Linked DNA regions of Homo sapiens: region 1 is linked to region 2. Evidence: chromatin loops called from intact Hi-C (ENCODE). Cell type or tissue: B cell. All regions are shown on one strand. Region 1 overlaps TNFSF4 (TNF superfamily member 4). Region 2 has its middle 30 kb from the start of TNFSF18.

What was found. A loop is a pair of places that touch in the nucleus more often than their neighbours do. Peaks named below come from ENCODE experiments on the same cell type or tissue, not always from the same donor. Only the 100,000 strongest peaks of a DNase experiment are listed, where the experiment ranks them.
Region 1: a loop joins it to region 2, with 2.1 times the contacts of the local background. A loop is called at or near these places in 5 of 110 quality-filtered maps.

Annotation. Positions count from the first base shown.
Region 1 is chr1:173,194,382-173,196,881 of GRCh38, reverse strand. All of the region lies in intron 1 of TNFSF4 (TNF superfamily member 4), which reads left to right. Among named protein-coding and RNA genes, the nearest start is that of TNFSF4, 12 kb to the left of the region's middle. In B cell, no CTCF peak of the experiment used is centred here; a DNase peak (open chromatin) is centred at 981; H3K27ac peaks cover 544 bases.
Region 2 is chr1:173,019,536-173,022,035 of GRCh38, reverse strand. No RefSeq gene overlaps it. Among named protein-coding and RNA genes, the nearest start is that of TNFSF18, 30 kb to the left of the region's middle. In B cell, no CTCF peak of the experiment used is centred here; a DNase peak (open chromatin) is centred at 1,475; H3K4me3 peaks cover 1,504 bases; H3K27ac peaks cover 2,223 bases.

The sequences.
Region 1 (2,500 bases), 170 kb before region 2:
TTAACCAATCATTGAGGTGGGGACAGGAGTTCTCAGAAATGTTTTAGTAAATCCCTCTGTCAGTGTACTTTGAGTGCTTCCTCAGTTGTATGTGGGAAGGGAAACCAAGATACAAGAAAATCTTCCCTCTGACGATATGAAGAGTTGGTGCATTAGGTCAATCACATAGATTTCATGTCACATGGATACTTTTGGTTGATTTGATTGTTTACCTAAATATAGGACATTTCTCTTGGGAATCTGTCAGTTGCTAATTGTATTAGGGACAATAAAACCACAGTTCATGCTCTCTCTGAAACAGAGAGGAGAGAGGCTTCTCTGCGGGAAAACTCATAGCCGTTACTTAGTAGACTCGATGAGAAGAGTGGAAGTGGTTAGAGAGAGAGGTGGCTATGAGGATATCACGCAGGATATACAGTGGGGAGGAAGGTGGAGGTTAAGAGAGAGATGACTGGGAAAATATGCTGGCAGAGATGGTAAGGGTTTGGCATGGAGAAAGAGAAGGCTTTGGATGGCAGTTAAAATGGCTTTTCTTTGTGTTCATTAAGTCCCAATAAACTCGTTATCCAACAAGGTTTTCAAAGCCACACATCTTTGTCTCTAAGAAATGTAACTTTTGGGATAAGTCTTTCTGAATATGAGAAACTCCTTCACCAAAGAATCAGTTTTTCCCATTTTTCCTACTCCTCTCTCTAGGTGGAATTCTGAACTTCCGTGATCAGAAGTCAGGGCTCATCTTTTTGTAAGGGGGCTGCTTCCACTGAGAATAGACCATGTCTGTCAGATAAGGATCTATCCTCTCAGTCTACTGTGGTGGCTAAGAGTGAAAAATTCTCCCTTTCTCTTCTGAGGCCCCTTGAGACACACCCTGAGAGCTTGTGAGGTCATGCTTTCATGATCTCTCAGATCTCCACTGGTTGGCATGAAGCCCAAGGTGCGGGGAGGAGAGGTTCACGTCCAGTGGCAGTGGTTTGGTGAACTGGGGAGTCCCCACTCCAGATGTGTTTCCCTCTACTAGCCCACTACTACCACCCTCTACTAGCCCACGTCCCACTGCTGCCCACCACCAAGGCCTTGACATTGTGGCCTTGTACCAAGCAAGGAATGGCAAGGCCGGTATAGTGAGTGCAGAGCCCACTTCCTGGTTTCATGCTTGGTGAGTATCATTTGCTCCTGCCACAGATACCCTTCACCAGGACAAATGTCAAATGGGTTTAAGGTCGACAGCCCCATACCACATCCTAGTGAGTCAGAATTAGAGGTACACACTCTCCAAAGATGAGCTCTTGAAACAAGTGTCACTTTCTTGGGAACACAGCACAGCCTGCTGAATAAATGCCAGATATCAGACACTTTCCACCTTTGTTTTTGGACAGCCCAGTGCTAAAAGCACTGAAGGAGGCCAAGAAAGAACCTAATTCTGACTCTTCTTTGCTACACCTGCATGGGGAGCCTGCTTTGTACTTGTCCATGGGCCTGCAGTTCCTTGCCAGGACAGTTTTACCTAATCAGAGCTGAGCTAATAATTCTGGCAACCTGAACTACATAGGCAACCCTGCAACATTGGTTGAGGAGCTCTTTCTAGAGCAGGGTTTCTGGATATTTTGATGTATATCTGTGTATTTTGACAACTATTCAAAAATTAATATTTAATCTTATTCAGTATTGATGATGAAAACAATTCAAGTTAATTTAGGACCCTCAGATAAATGCTTTTTTTTGGTGTTATTTACTCTTATGATAGTGTAGGATAAAGAGAAGGGATGTTATCATGAACTTGGGATTCACCTGAACTCAAATGAATAAATATTTATTCCCGACCAAGTTCTTAGCAGCACTAATTTTTATTTCCCTATCTGTAAAATATGGGTAGTTATTCTTTCTACATCACAATGTTATTTTGAGCAGCAAATGGGATAATACATTTGAAACAGTGCATAGCATATTGTAAGTACTCAATAAGGTTTTATTTATTCTTTGCCTTTTTTTTTTTTTTTTTTTGAGACAAGTTCTCTCTGTCATGCAGTGGCATGATTGTGGCTCCCTGCAGCCTCAATCTCCTGGGCTCAAGCGATCCTCCCACCTTAGCTTCCCAAGCAGTTGGGACCACAGAGGTGTACCACCATGTCCAGCTATTTTTTTTATTATTTTTTTATTTTTTTGTAGAAATAGGGTTTCACCATGTTGTCCAGGCTGGTCCTGGACTCCTGAGTGCAAGTGATCGGCCTGCTTTGACCTCCCAAAGTGCTGGGATTACAGGTGTGAGCTACCGCACCAGGCCCTTTTTCTTGAATGCACAAAGGATGGCCTCATTTCTAGACTTTTCTTCCAACTATTAATAATTATAGAATGTCTTTTGCTCATCCAGCTCTTCTCTGTCTTTCAAGGCCTAAGTCCAGGTCTTTCCTCCTTGTGCTGTCAAAGCCTACAGTGATTTTTCTGTTCTTTGAAATGTTATGACTTACATTGCCTGTAGGTATTTACTAAAGGTTTTATGTAC
Region 2 (2,500 bases):
GACTGAATTATACCACTGGCTTTTCTGGTCCTCCATATTAGAACTTCTTAGCCTTCATAATTTTGTAAGCCAATTTCTACCCTATCTATCTATCATCTGTCTATCTATCTATCTATCTATCTATCTATCTATCTATCTATCTATCTAATCTCCTACTGATTCTGTTTCTCTGGATAATCTTGACTAATACATACAGGAAGAAACTCCATTGAACTGTTTCTGATGCATAAGGCCCATGTACATTTTTGTCCTTGGATTATGCAAGAATTATTGTACCTTTATGACAGATCGTTTTTTCCACTCATTTAGCTTAAGTTGGTTTCTATTAATTGTAATCAGAATCTTAACCAGTATAGTGATTGATTGAAAGTGAGGGATAAAGAAGAGGAAGAACCTTCTTAGACATATTGAGGAAGATGGTGATGTTTTTATGGTGGGGAATATGCAAGGAGGAATTGGAGAAAATTTAGTGTGGATGAGATAATGTGTTTAGGTTTATAAAGGTATAGTTTCAGATGTTTGCAGAATATCCAAGTGGGCTTTACCAGTATGCAGCTGGAACTCAGGAGGAGTTGCATGAGATGGGATGAATATTTAAAAGTCAACAGCCTTCTGGGTGAAGTCACTGACAAGGATAAAATCGCTATAGAGAGTGGGTAAAGTGAAAATGGGGCAAATGACTGAGACGTGGGGATCACCAACATTTGAAGACAGGCAAAGGAAGGAAATCCTGTAAAGGAGCAACCAGGGACAAATGACATTAACTGGAAGAAAATAATAGGTCCACAGAAACAGACAGTGAGAGATTAAGAATAAAGGAGTGGTCAACAATGTTAGAGGCTCCAAGAAGTCAAATACTAAGAGGATTGAACATTGCTAATTGGATTTTGCTGGTAGATAATTTTTGACAACATAAACAAGATCATTTTCTGTGACATCTGGGGGCATAATCCAGATATCAATGATTAAAGAACAAATGGGAAGTATAATTACTAGATAAGGAGAAATGGAAGATGAGACAAAAAAATTACACTACTCTTTGTAGAAACTTGGTTGTAGGAAAAAAAAAAAGAATTGTGGAGTGGTAGAGAGCAGGTAACCTCAGGGGTAAGGGAGAAAAAAGGCATATGCCTGGAAAGCCAGGTATTAATGTTTGGTCAGGGCATCCTCTTCCCAGCAGAGTGCTGGAGACACACAGTGTGATCCATGTCCTTGTGCAACAAAATGAGCTGGACAAATCTAATTACTTTTCTTGGTAATTTGATCTAGAACTTAGGAAAAAAACGTACCATTTTCCAGTGAAGAAGAAGTGAAATGATGCCATGGAATTGTTGATAGGCTGGAAAAATAAAGCTGATGTGAGGGGAAAGCAAGGGCTGTCATATGAATAGGAGAGAGAGAGAGGAAGAGACCACGTAGCTTTTCGAAAGAAAAAGTTTAAAACAGTCAACGCTCGGGGCTGCTTTAGTTTCTGACATAATTTCAGTTCCTGTTTCAGGCCTTGTAAATCCTTTTAACAAACCACCCTTTTTCCTTGATTTAGTATAAATGGGTCATTTTTCTTTCAATAAAATGAGCTACTTAACTATTTTTAATTCTATAACTTGTCTTTTTAAGACATTTAAAACAATCTGTTATTTTCTAGGCTATATCACCTCTGGGGAGGCAATTGTGTGCTGTCGTTAGGAGAATGGGCTTAGATGTAGACAGGCTTGTTTAAATCTTGACTCTGCTATTTATATTTTGTGTGAGCTTGAGCAATTTGTGTGCCTTCTCTGGGGATAGGTGTTCTTATGTGTCAAGGGAGGATAATTAATTCTACTGTACAGAGTAGTTTAAGGATTAAAGTAAAATAATACACAGAAAAAACTTAGTTCAGTGTTTGGCACATAGAAAGAGCTCAATAGGGCCGGGTGCGGTGGCTCACCCCTGTAATCCCAGCACTTTGGGAGGCCGAGGCAGGTGGATCACCAGGTCAGGAAATTGAGACCATCTTGGCTAACACGGTGAAATCCCGTCTCTACTAAAAATACAAAAAAACAAAATTAGCCAGGCGTGGTGGCGGGCACCTGTAGTCCCAGCTACTTGGGAGGCTGAGGCAGGAGAATGGCATGAATCCAGGAGGCGGAGCTTGCAGTGAGCCGAGATCACACCACTGCACTCCAGCCTGGGCAACAGAGCGAGACTCTGTCTCAAAAAAAAAAAAAAAATGCTTGATAGATGCTGATTTTCAAAATATTTTTATCAGTTTACAACTAGCTATTTTAGGTAGCTTTTTCTCTGTTTATCTTAAATTTGTTTCTTTTTTAGCTTCAATGAGTTCCTTCTAGCAACCAAGTATATAATTAGTTTCTTCACGCTCTATGAATTTGCATCTTGTATGTTTGCATGGTGCTTGAAAAGATAAATGTTGAAAAGCTTGAATCTCTATGACTTGTTCTATTAATAGTTGCCTTTTATTATATTGTCTCTAGAAATACAGAATTGGAGGTTATATTTT